Linked DNA regions of Homo sapiens: region 1 is linked to region 2. A link is a contact called in ENCODE Hi-C or POLR2A ChIA-PET data. All regions are on one chromosome and are shown on one strand. Each heading gives the region's core, a stretch centred on a gene start or an enhancer-like site at or near the end of the contact. The rest is flanking DNA. Distances are from core to core; before and after follow the strand shown.

Region 1 (6,734 bases), core at 2,148-4,647, 220 kb before region 2:
TAGGCTGATTGAAATGATCAAAACTCAAGCCCTGCCCTCAAAGCAGCTTTTGTATACTCTCGAGAAACGCTGTGCAATACTCCTTGATAACTAAAGGCTGAGTTTCCCAGGCCCATCCCAGACACCATGGGGCTGCTCAGCAGTCCTCTTGCTCCTGCACCTCCCCCAGCGACCCAGCCCTATTGGGAGGGTCTCCCACCAGCCTCCCTGCTCTCACCCCAGGCTGGGAGCTTCCTGAGGAGGGACTGATCCCCCACACTGGTGGCACACAGTAGAGTGGGCTGGAAGCCTTGGGATGGACCCTACACTCATATAGTCCGGGCCTGGGCAGCAGGCTTCCAGGGACTTGGGGAGGGCCAGAGCAGGGCAGTAAAGGCGATGACCCATGTGTGGCAATGCTAGCTCCTCTGCCCTCTGCTGTCGCCGCTGGGGGCTGTCAGAGGATTCAGGAGTGACTCTAGGCTGTCCTCAGATGAAGTGGCCTGCCCAAGAGTGCAGCCCTGGGTCCTGCTCCCAAGGTGCCCCTGTCCCAGCCTGACCTGGTGTGACGGTGGTGCGTCTGGGGATGGTGGGGGAATGACTCACTGGCTGGGAGCCTTGACTCAGAAGGAAGGAAGACCAGGGCTCAGTTCCAACTGCAACAACGTTTCTTGGTAGAAACCCCTGTCTAAGCCAAGGCCTTTCTGGGTCCTCCTCTCCTAGGGTGAGGCTGGAGAGGGAGTGGGTGTGGGGGGAGGTGGAAGGCAGCGATGAGCCTGGAACTGGATGAAGAGTCTCTGCCCCTCGCTCAGGGCCTGAGGAGGTAACTCTGCTCAGTGAGTGCTGCAGTCCCTGGATCCCCGGCCTGCCTAGATGCTGTGAGACTGTGCGTGTTCACTGCGCCCCCTGGCAGGGCCTGCCGCCTCAGCACCTGCCACAGCCCTGCTCTTCCCCAGGACACTGGGACCAAGGGTGACTCAGAAAAAGGAGCAGGTGTGTATGTGTGTGTATGTGTAGGGGTGTGAGTGTGTGTGCGTGTGCATGTGTGTGTGTGTGGATGTGTGGGTGTCTGTGTGTAGCATCCTGTTTTGTGTGAGGCCGTTAATCTGATGGCCCAGTCTCACTCCAGTGTACAGAATCAAATCATAGAGTTCCTGAACCTCAGTTTACTCATCTGTATTTCAAAAAGCTTAGAGGCAATGATGGCTAAGGCCCTGTCTGGGTGAAACTGTAGAATCCTAAGGCTCCATAATTCCTGAGCCAGGGGTGGGGTGGAGGGGGATGGGAAGATCTTGAGTCCCTTGGAAAAGGCTCCCTCTAGTCAGCAGTGGAAATAAAGTCAAGCTTATATTTTATTTCTTGCCTCTGACAACCAGGAGGCCATGCCAGAGAGATACCATGTAAGGAATGAGAACGGCTGCCCCTGAGAATTAACCAGAGATCTTCTGCCCAGCCCCAGCCTCCCACCCCCAGAGAGCTAGTGACTCACTCCACCAGAATTCTCTCCTCCAGTTCTGGTATTTGCTTGGGGTTGGAGACTGGAAGCTATTGGCCCGTTGCAGAGCTGCTGTGGAAAAAGAAAGGGACAGGGAAGATGGGGTGGGAGGAAGAGTCCATTAAATGTGTAGAGTAAGTAGGAATTTATCTCCTATAGCTCAATTACCACAAGTCAATAGACTAATGATTATAATAGACTGAACTCTCTCCTTCCCTCACACCATACTGCTGTCCCCACAACACACTCTACCAAACTTTTCATTTGTTCACACATCAAATATTTTTGTGTTTTTGTTTGCTTGTCACCAGGCTGGAGTGCAGTGGTGGGGTCATGGCTCACTGCCCCCTCGACCTCTCGGGCTCAAATGATACTCCCACCTCAGGCTCCCGAGTAGCTGGGACTATAGGCATGCACCACGACACGCAGATAATTTTTTAATTTTTATTTTTTATAGAGACAGGGTCCCACTGTGTTGCCCAGGTTGGTCTCAAACTCCTGGGCTCAAGTGATCCTCCCACCTCGGCCTCCCAAAGTGCTGGGGTTACAGGCATGAGCCACCACACCTGGCATCAAATATTTGAGACCCTGCTATGGGACAGGTACCACCCTCAGAGAATGCCTCAAATTATGAACCATCATTACTAAGATCATCAGTGAGCATCTACATGCATCTATGCGTATATGCATATGTGTAGACATATTTATACATGCATGTGTACATACGTACATGCACATATTCATTCATGTCAGAACAGTTATTTAAAGCTAAGGTCATCACGGGCCATCAATGTTCCATATATGTAATACATTAAAAACTGGAGCTGCTCTGATTGAAGCCAGGAAGCTGCAGGAAGTTCTACTCTCTGCCTCCCCTTTCCCCACAGAGCCCCCCAAACCCTTTGGAAACCAGGTTTAATTGAGGCTGTGGACCATCATTGCTGTGGCCCTCCCTTGGCCTGGTTCCAAGGGAAACATATTTGCGGGACACTGTACTTCCTGTGGAAGACCCCTCTGCCAGCTGGGCCTTGAGGATTAGCTGAGCAAAATGAACATCACATGCAGAAGAAAAACAGGTCTTGGTCACTTAGGGTGTGAGAGTGGGCAGTGGGGTCCACGTGTTCCCTGTTCCCAGGCAAGGCCTGCAGATGCATTCCCAGGCTTCAGGCCCCTGCGCCTCCATCACTGCTGGAGAGAAAGGATGGGGACGGTGAACATCTGAATGTGCACACAGGCAGGGCCAGGAAGCATGAACGGAAAGGAAGCCCAAGGGCATGATGTGGGTGTGGGAGATGGACGCAGGGAGGGTCTGAATCCAGGACCCTAAATCCAAGGCCCAGCTAGCCCAGCCCTCTGTCTTTCTTTCTGTCTAGAAACAGTCCTAGATATTCCACTCCCTGCCAGGTCTCACAGTGGAACTCTTTCTTAGCAGCCAGGCTGTGGAGCACAGGTGACAATTACTACCTGGGGGCTTTCCTTCCTCAAGACCAGCTCCTTCAGCTCCTCTCTTTCCCTTACTCCATTTGTGAAAATGCCTTTGCAAAAATTATAACTGAGAAAATTATGACAGTGACAGAGATCTGACTTAACCAATCCCTCTTGCTTCTAACCTCCACCCTGTCTTTGTTCATTCCTGGGCGTAGGCTGAACTAACTTTGGGAGGAACTTAGTTTATAGTTTAGTTTGGAAACAAAGACGATAACAGCCCTTTCCCCAGACAAACCCCCTTCCTGCCTGGGGACAAGACTGCCTTTGCAGGACTAACAAATTAGCCGCAAGATTAGAAATTGTGGTTTAAGAGTCATGCAGCTGGAAGTTGCAAGATTCCGAACCTTCCCAAATTGCATCTTGAGGCTAACATCACTATTGTAAAGCCTAAGATCAGTGCTTGGGATATTTTGCAGACTCTGCGCTCAGAGGTTCAACTGGCACCACCTAGATTGATAAACTGGCTCATCTGGTCTTTTAGCCCCCACTCAGGAACTGACTCAGTGCAAGAGGACAGCTTTGACTCCCTATGAGTTCATCTCTGACCTGACCAATCAGCACTCCCCATTTTCCGAACCCCTTCTCAACAAATTATCTTTAAAAATCCTGATCCCCGAGTTTTCAGGGAGACTGATTTAAGTAATAATAAAATTCTGGTCTCCTGTACAGCCAGCTCTGTGTAAATTAAACTCTTTTTCTATCGCAATTCCCCTGTCTTGAGAAATCAGCTCAGTCTAGGCAGCAGGCAAGGAGAACCCTTCGGGTGGTTACATTTGGAGGCGCTTCATGTCTGCTCTGTCTGGCAGGTTCCCAATCCCACAGGCCTGCTCTCAAAATCAAGCCCATGGGTTTGAGGAGGAGCCTGTATGGATGGGCACACAGTCTTCCCAGCTCCCCATGAGGAGATGAATAGCCCACCCCCCAATTGCTGGCTGCCTGGGCTTTCCAGGCTGGATGTTTTCCATAAGGAGCAAGCAGGTCTTAAGCACAGCTACATCCTGCTGGCCAAAGCTAGCCTCTTAATCACTTAATGAAGACATTTCTAAAAAAAAAAATTGCATAAAGCTCTAATTGCTTCTTCTTAGCTTGTAACTTTGTGGAATGGAACCTATTGGAAATGGCTAAAGTTCAAGAGAGATTTTCCATCACTGGTGTTAATAGAACACACATGCACACATTTTTACCACAACGGGAACAATAGGGTGGGTAGTAATGACTTCATCTAGTAATGCTGAGCAGCATAAAGTGGGCTGATCCCTTCTTTTTAGCTTATATTCTATGTGTGTTTATTTATTTTAAAGGAGCACTTTCAGAGATCTTAGTGCATGACCCACTGTAAAAGGAGTGAGAGGGTATTTTCCCATGTGGTGCTGATGATATCATTTCATTGCTACAAACTGATAAGTGTCCTCCATATTCCATTGGATCAAATTATTGCCAGAAAAAAAGATGGATAAATATCAATTCCTCTAAGCCAGAATAATTCGGGGCAGGTTGTTCTCCTAAATCTAATTAGTTTATAGCTAAGAGTCCAATGCACTAGATCGATTCATTTAGTTGCTTGGGTGTGGATTTCACAATGAATTCATCTAGGAAGGCCTTCCACAAAGCTGCATTTCTGAAACTCCCAAAGTGTAGAACATGGTCCACTGTGTCAAAGCCCCTGGGGATGCTTACACAGAATGCACACACTTGGCACCACTCCAGACCCACTCAATCTGAATTTCTGATGGTGAGAACCTGGGAATCTGCCTTTTAAACAAGATTATCACGAATCCCTGACCCTGATGTTTTAGGGGGCTTTCTGCAGCCTCCATAACATAGGGTGTGAGCTGTATTTCAGGCCATCCTCTTGGGCACGCTCTGTGAACTTTGAGGATGTAATAAGTTTCTTCATGTGCCAAGGTAGTCCCCGAAGTCTTTTTAAAAATTGTGGAAAATAATATACATAATATAAAAATTGTTACTTATACATTTTTAAGTCTAGATTTCAGTGACATTAAGTACACTTACCCTGCTGTGCAGCCATCACCACCTCACCACCACCCATCTCCAGAACTCTGCCCTCATCCCAAACTGATGTATGTCCTTTTATGACTGGCTTATTTCCCTTAGCAGCATGCTTTGCAGGTTCATCTAAGTTGTAGCACATGTCAGAGTCCCTTCTTTTTAAAGTCTGAATAACATTTTGCTGTATGGATATACTGCGTTTTGTTTATCCATTTGTCTGTTGAACATTTGATTTGTTTCCCCCTTTTGGCTAATGTGAATAATGCTTCTATGAGCATGGCTGGACCAACGTAGAGTCTTTTTTTTTTTTTTTTTTTAAACTCCACACTGCAACCAGGAGTCTTTTCAAAGCAATATCCTGGTCTTGTCTGGCATTCCCTTGGTCTACCTTGGAGGCATTTATCCAGGTGAGAATTGTGGTTAATGAAGCTCCATAAAACCCACACAAAGGGTCAACCCTGCATTATTTGGTAAAGTGATGGGGTTACCATAACCAGCAGCACAAAGCACAGCACTTAGACCTGTGCCAGAGAGCTTAACTGTACAATGTGGTCCACCTAGCAATGATAAAACAATGACTGATGAAGACTAACTCGACAAAGAATTGTTTGAGAGTCACGCATTCTACCCACTTACCTACTCTGTATTTTATTCTGGCGTTAAACTGGACTGTCAGAAACAAAATGCTTTGGCTTCACTACCCAACCCAACTAGTCTCCCAACACAACCCCATCCCGCTAAGAAAACTGCTATCACTGAGTCATGTTTTTTTGTCATGCCCTCACCTTCCAGCAAGGGTTGCTGTAAGAAACAGCCTCGAGAATACTAAGGCTGCATTTTCTGAGGAACTGTTAAGACATGATCGAACACATTTCTCAATATCATCTATTTGGTATGAGCCAGAAACTACAGAGTTAAGCATTAGGAGAAGTTGTGCCTACTCAGAGACCTGCTGCAAACCAATATATGTTTTCCTCATAAACAATGAGAGTAACGATGTTCTGTGTTTCCTTTTAAATGCTGGAAGCTAGAAAACTCAGAATCAAACTTATGATTCAATTAGAGCAACTGTTTAGGATTATGGTCTGCCTCTCTGGGGTCTATCCCTCCTAAACTGGTTTTGTTAGACCTGATTTTGAGGCTTGATCTTTCATATTTATAAATGTACAATTTTGTTTTATGTTTTTCTTGTAAGTTGCCTAAAACCGTCTGGCAATTGGAGGGGAAATGGAGGGAAGGGATGAAAGGCAGGCCAACTTCATATCTGGAAATGGGGAGCTGGAGCCCAGGGGGATGGAAGGGTACACCAAGGCCACGCAGTAACCAGAGGTGGGGCTGGACCCAGCTGGGCACAGGAGAGTACTCAGTTCAGTGCCAGTGCTGAGCCTTTCTGCACAGCCCCACAAATGGTACTTAACAAATGTGTTTGGATGATAATCTGTCCTTTTTAAAAAGTGTCACTTTTTTAAAAAATGAGGGTAAAATTCAACATTTCTAGAGTAAATTCAACAATTCCAGGATTTAAAAATATCTATATGAGTTCTTTCCGCCCCAGCCCTCGTCTTCCTGGGAAACCATCACTCCTGAAAACATTTCACGGACCAGGTGGCAATTCTGCTCATGACCACCAGGTGGCGATGCAGGACAAGTTGAGCTCCAGCTCTCCCAGGGCAACTAAGGCTGTGGGGCCATTGGGCAGCAAGTTTCCGTCAGGTTAGACTGTTTCTTCCCAGGCTCGTCCAGAAGTTACCCATAAATCAGA
Region 2 (6,854 bases), core at 3,218-5,717:
GTGTCAGGTCACCCCCTCTTAACTTGGATCTGACAGAAATAGGCCAGAGTGGGGAGGCACTGTGGCCCTCATGTCACAATTAAAGCTATAAATGTTCTGAAGGTGGGGGGTTTAGAACAACCAACCTTGGCTGGGGGTGAGTGAGATGTCTGAGGGAGCCGCAGAGCCAGGGTACACAGCGTGCACACCAGCGTGGCAGGGGACAATGTGTTCCCATCTTCGGAGGCCCTTTGGTCCTCATATTTCGTAGACTCAATGACACAGACCTTCTGGAACATCAGGAGACTCCTCAGAACACTCTGAACCTCTTATTGTTTACACAACAGCAGCTGCTATGAGATTCCCAGAGCTAATCCTTGTGCAATTACCCATGTTAGAAGTGAGGAGACTGAGGCACAAAGAGATTTGCACCTAAACTGGGATCCAAAAACTGGTGAGGGCTGATAAGTGGGTGGGCTATGGTCCCCAAGAATGTCCATTATAGGTCTGATGCTCTGATGGTGGGTTTCAATTAGTAGCAGCAGTAAACATCTCCAAATAAAATGTTGACTTTACCTCTGTGTTGTGGGCCCTGCCATTTGTGAACCGGATGGGCAGTAGTGGATGGTGATGCTCAGAGTTCTAGATGCCAGGGGTTTGATGGTGGTAGAAGTGGCCATCAGAGCAGGCACCCCACATAATTGCCCAGCCACATCCATAGAATGGGGCTTCTCTCATCATTAAGACAACAGATACGTGTCTTCATAAGGCCCCCAAACAACCAGCCTTTTAAATTTTGTTACTTGTTTTGTGACAGTATATAATCCTAAGTCACCTTTCTAAGTGACACTGACACTTATCTGAATCCCAGCGGCCCAAGCAGGATTCCATGGATAACGAAACCCACTTTGTCCTTTTCTTTAATAAAGTTGTCACCCGAATCCCTGCCCTCTCAACTCTCCACTATGAAATATGTAAGCCGTGATTATTTTTCCAAATGATACTGAAGTGCGTAGACTTTCAATAAGAAATGACTCGGGGTATTTTATTCAGCCAGAAATTGATGTGGATGTTTCTACAAAACTCTCATTTGGGTACTTTCTTATTTAAAATTTTTTCATGAAAATTAAGCAGCATTTTTGCATAATTGAGTGTTCTTGGGCATTTAGTTTTTTATGGCTGAATGTTTTATTTGAAAGTCTACATAAATTCCTTTGTGAAGGGAGGTGGAGCAGCAAGAAGAGGGAAAGAGGAGAGAGGAACGCGGCGCAGGGCCTGGCTACATGGGCCCCAGAGCACGTGTCGGCTGGGCAAGGGAATGGGCAGATGAATGAATGGAACGATTGTCAAGCAGGGGACGTACGTAATCATTGCTCCTCCCTGTCACCTGCAAGATCATCCAGAAATCTCTGATAAACAAACACCTGCCAGTTCAGGGCTCAGGGCCCTCTTCAGAGATTGGAGGCTACCTGGGACCCGGGACAGAGCAGTGGCTGATGGATACCAGATGCGACACCTACCCTTCCCTGCTGGCCGCCTGCTAGTTTATCAAACCCCTCCACATGGTTTCCTCCTGGGAGGAACACCCCTCCCAGGAGGCGGAGCAGGGATCTTCCTGTTGTACACTTGGGTTCTGCACCTGGAGCCAAAAGGAGCACTGTGCCCAGCTGGAAGAGGGGGAAGTCAGAATCAGCATGCAAGTTGGATGTCAGTGTGGTGAGGCCACTCTAAGCATAGGAGACCTGACAGGTGCCAAGTCCCAGCCAGTGTCTCAACCTTCATAAACCCGCACACTTAGATATCTCTCCCCACGAGGCCACAAAATTGAATTTGTAGATTAAATGGTGAGAATAATAAGAATATCATGTGTCCATTTTCTTTTTCCTTCTTTTTTTTTTTTTTTTTTTTTTTTGAGATAGAGTTTTGCTCTGTCACCCAGGCTAGAGTGCAGTGGCGCAATCTCGGCTCACTGCAACCTCCGCCTCCCAGGTTCAAGAGATTCTCCTGCCTCAGCCTCCCGAGTAGCTGGGATTACAGGTGCCCGCCACCGTACCCGGCTAATTTTTGTATTTTTAGTAGAGACGGGGTTTCACCATCTTGGCCAGGCTTCTCTCGAACTCCTGACCTCATGATCCACCTGCCTCAGCCTCCCAAAGTCCTGGGATTACAGGTGTGAGCCACTGCACCCAGCCCATGTGTCCATTTTCAAACAGCACACCTCCTTCATCTCAGACTCTGGAAAAGTACCCTAGGGGTCCCAGGCCCCACATACTCCACCCCTCCCAAGTGAGACTGCCCTTCAGTGAGAGACAGGGGGCTGGTCCCCTCTTCTCTGTAGGGTGGGACCATAAAATACTTCTGGTAGGGGGGAAACAATAGGGCCATTTGACCCTGAAGATCCAGGGGCCCCTACTTTTGGCTGTTGTCCACTAGAAAATTTGGGCAAAGAAACAGAGAGAGAATTGGTTAAAAGCACCAATCCTCAATTAAACCCACTGACTGTTTTTCTACATGAAAAATCTGAGCATGAAGAAATGAGCTAAGTGTTGAGTGGGAAGTGTCTCAAAATCTGCAAACTGCCAAGACTTACTAAGAATCTCAAAGACTTAACCCAAATTATTGAGGGACAATGGCTCGCTAGACCCCTCCCGAGGATGGTGAGTAGGATGACAATGACACGCGAGAGACAGCTAAAAGAAACAGGGACATTCATCTTGAAAAGCATGCAGCTGCTGTTTTTGAATCTCTGGGGCGCTCCAAGAGGAGCAGGCTAGTTCAGAGTGGCCTTTCAAGTGAGGACAATGAAGGGGGGTACACACAGGGAGACAGCAGGGAAAAATGAGGAGGGGCCAAGAGTGAGAGCCATCAGACCCAGGCTGGGCTGATCCATAAGGTCCTGAGCTCTCTGCCCCTGGCAGAATCACAACAGTCATTAATTCATTCATTGAATCAACCTATCAAGGTGAAAATCAGTGTGATGAGGCCACCACTAAGCTTAGGAGACCTGAGCAGGTACAGTGGTAAAACTGTGCATTCAATGAATGAATGAATATTTGGATACTGGAAGCAGGGCGTTCAGGACCTTACAGGCCAGCGCCTGAGGTCTAGCAATGTCTGGATGTACTGAGGTCTAGCAATGATTTGAATGCCAGAAGTAAAACTGACAAGACAGGCAAAGCTGTTGCTTTTAGAAAGCTCACATTCAAGCAGGAGAGATAAACAACACACACATACACACAAAAAAAAAGCCATGAAAAAACTAAAATGTATACATACACAGTAGAGATAGGGTTATGCAAAAAAAAAAAAAAAAAATTGAACAGGATTATGGGAGAGGGCATGCTTGTGTTTCCTTTGGATTGGGGAGTAGGAGTTAGCTTTTAGCTAGGAAGGTGGGAGGGGAGCATCAGGAGAGGACGGGAGAGAGTGACCTTTGAAATTCCTTCCTCTCTGAATCCACAGTCTCACAACATACCACTGCCCATTTGCTTACTAAGATCTGCAGAGGGACCCGTGCTGCAGTGAATACAGTTAAGGCAACTTTGCACTAAGCCCCCAGTGGGTGTTTGGATAGGGCCAGGCGTCCTGAGCATGGTAAAGTGGCAGCTTCCCCTTCCTCCCACCTGCCGCTCCCTGCACATTCTGCCTGCCTGGCAGGCTGGATTGTGTAACTGCTTGGGCTTGTGTTAAGAGCCTAGCTCAGCATGGAGCTTGTAAATCTTCTCTCACATCATGAAATGCCAGCAATTTCACAGCCAGGGATTCCTGTTCTCATAAAGTCCCCACACCAGCAGACTTACATCTAAAAGTGTCCTCTGGAATGACAGATTGATGTCAGAGCTGCCTGAAGCCAAACACCAGGGCAGGCAGCCTCGTGGCTCACTCGGAAGGAAGGGCTCCCCTGCAGCCCCTGGAATTGGATGTCATGATCGCCAGGCCTGGTTGGTGGGGCTCTGCCTGCAAAGGGATCGTAAAACACAGCTTCCTGAGGAGAAATGGAAATGATGGCCCCACACTGAGAACCAAGCACCTGGAACACATTTGTGTTCAACACTATTTGAGGGGATAAAAAGAAAAAAAAATGCTTCTAAACATATATGCAGTTGTAATCCATATGGGAAATACTCACTTTTGAGTGACTCTTACTTGGCTCCCATTAGAATGACCTGTGGAGCTTTTCAGAGATAAGCATACAGAGAACTGCGGTTCTCAGGAGATCCTGATTCAGGAGAATCTAGAATCTAGAAAGGGGCCCCTGCATCTGTGGAAAAAGTTCCACAGGTGAAGATTTACCACCCAATACGTAAGAACAACAAAAGATGAGTAACAAGAAGGACATCGTGGCAGCCTTCTAATACGGTCCCCAATGACCCCCACCTCCTGGTATTCAGAACTTGTGCAATCCCCTTCCCTGGAGAGTGAGCTGGACCTGGTGACTCACCTCTAAGCATTCAGCAGGGCACAAGATAAAGGGATGTCACTTCTATGAATAAGTTACAAAAAGGGGGTGGCCTGTTTGGGCACCTTCTTGCCTGCTCTTGTTTGCTTGCTCTCAGGAAAGCCAGTCGCCATGTTGTGAATTGCCCTGTGGGGAGACCCACATGGCAAGAAATTGATGCCTTCAGCCAACAGCCAGTGAAGACTTGAGGCCTGCCCACAGCCACATGGGCAAGCTTGGACATGCACCCTCTTCCAGCGGAGGCTTGAGACGATGGCTGCCCCAGGGGATACCTTGACTGCAGCCTTGTGAGTGATCCTGAGCCAAAGGCACCAAGAAGAGTGCTCCCAGATTCCCAATCCACAGAAGTTTTGAGATAATAAATGTGTTATTTTAAGCTGTTACATTTTGGGAATAATTTGTTATGCAGCAATAGGTAACCAATAAAGACGTGTAACAAAACATGAATTTTGGGGCAGGGGGATTATGAGTGATCTGTAACTTCTTCCTTTTGCTGATCAACATTTTCTTTTTCTTTCTTTCTTTTTTTTTTTTTTTTTTTGAGACAGGGTCTCAATCTGTCACTCAGGCTGGAGTGCCATAACATGCTCACAGCTCACTGCAGCCTTGATCTCCCAGGCTCAAGCAATCCTCCCACCTCAGCCTCCCAAGTAGCTGGGACTACAGGCATGCCCCAAGATACCTGGCTAATTTTATTTTTTTATTTTTTTAGGCGGAGAAGGAGTCTCACTCTGTTGCCCAGGCTGGAGTGCAGTGGCACCATCTCCGCTCACTGCAACCTCTGCCTCCCGGATTCAAGTGATTCTCCCATCTCAGCCTCACACACTCACACATAGCTGGGATTGCAGGTGCCCACCACCATGCCTGGCTAATTTTTGTATTTTTAGTAGAGACAGGGTTTCACTATGTTGCCCAGGTTGATCTTGAACTCTACCTGCCTCTGCCTTCCAAAGTGCTAGGATTCCAGGTGTGAGCTACTGTGCCCTGTTTATATTTTCTATTTGTTTTTAATGTTACTATGGATTATGTTCAAAATGAAAAATTATTTTAAAATTATATTTTAAAAACTTGTAAAGGAAAACATAGGAGAAAATGTTTATGACCTTGTTAGGCAAAACTTTCTTAGACAAGTCACCAAAAAGGGCAATCTAAAAAGAAAAACAAGGTAAATTGGACTTTATCAAAATGAAAATCTTTTGCTCTTCTAGAAATACCATTAAAAATATGAAAAGACAAGGCCAGGCATGGTGGCTCATGCCTGTAATTCCATTACTTTGGAAGGTCGAGGCGGGTGGATTGCTTGAGGCCAGGAGTTTGAGACCAGCCTGGTCAACATGGTGAAACCTCATCTCTGCTAAAAATACAAAAATTAGCTGTGCGTGGTGGTGCATGCCTGTAATCCCAGCTACTTGGGAGGCTGAGACACAAGAATCGTGTGAACCTGGGAGGAGGAGGTTGCAGTGAGCTGAGATCCTGCCACTGTGCACTCCAGCCTTGGCGACAGGGAGACTGTCTCAAAAACAAACAACAACAAAAAAAACCCCAAAAAGACAAGCCACAGACTAAGAGAAAAGAATTGCAAATCATATATCTGATAAAGGACTTATTTCCAGAATATATAAAGAACTCTTACAACACTAAGACAATCAACCAAATTAAAAATGAGAAAAACATTTGAACAGACATTTCTTTGAAAAAGATACACAAATGGCTAATAAACACATGAAAGGACATTCAACACCCTTAGTTATTGGGAAAATGCAAATTCAACCACGAAGAGGTACCACAGGATGTGAAGAAAGTGGAACTCTCATACGTTGCTGGTGGGAACATAAAATGGAGCAACCACTTTGGAAAACAATTTGGCAGTTTCTTAAAAAGTTAACTATAAACTTATTATATGACCTACTCCTAGGAATGTAACCCAGAGAAATGAAAACATACGTCCACACAAAGACTTGTATGCAAATATTCACAGCAACTTTGTTCTTAATAGGCAAAAACTGGAAACAATCCAAATTTCCATTGACAGGTGAATGAATAAGCAAAATGTAATAAACGCATCCACTGAGATAGTACTTAGCATAAAAAGAAAAAAGTACTGATTCATGCCACAACATGAATGAACCATAAAAACAGTATGCTAAGGGAAGGAAGCCACACAGAACAGAATACATGTTGTATGATTCTGTTTATACGAAATGTCCAGAAAAGACAAATCAATAGAGGAAGAAAGTAGATTTGTGGTTGACTGGGTTTAAAGTAGGACTATATTTGACTGCAAATGAGCATAGCATGAAATGTTTTGGGTTGATAAAAATATTCTAAAACTGATTGTGGACATGGTTGTAAAAGTATACAAATTTATTACAAATCATTGAATTGTATATTTACTATAGGTGAATTTTATGTTATG

What was found. A loop is a pair of places that touch in the nucleus more often than their neighbours do. ChIA-PET counts read pairs that join two places held with the same protein, here RNA polymerase II (POLR2A).
Region 1: a map of HepG2 shows a loop between it and region 2 (4-fold over the local background). The contact joins two enhancer-like sites. A Hi-C loop is called at or near these places in 9 of 168 maps with a recorded cell type or tissue (CD14-positive monocyte, GM11168, HepG2 and 5 more). POLR2A ChIA-PET finds 5 or more read pairs at or near these places in 8 of 52 experiments (AG04449, BJ, HEK293 and 5 more).

What each region holds. Positions count from the first base shown.
Region 1 is chr11:12,281,899-12,288,632 of GRCh38, reverse strand. It overlaps a transcript of MICAL2 not described here. Among named protein-coding and RNA genes, the nearest start is that of PARVA, 92 kb to the left of the region's middle. Within about 2 kb of position 3,397, at least 6 of the 41 ENCODE cell types and tissues checked have a DNase peak (open chromatin) inside an H3K27ac peak, as active enhancers do; they include PC-9, where a contact is called at or near this core.
Region 2 is chr11:12,063,929-12,070,782 of GRCh38, reverse strand. No RefSeq gene overlaps it. Among named protein-coding and RNA genes, the nearest start is that of LINC02989, 20 kb to the left of the region's middle. RefSeq lists enhancers at 4,110-4,632, 3,648-4,847. Within about 2 kb of position 4,467, at least 22 of the 41 ENCODE cell types and tissues checked have a DNase peak (open chromatin) inside an H3K27ac peak, as active enhancers do; they include PC-9, where a contact is called at or near this core.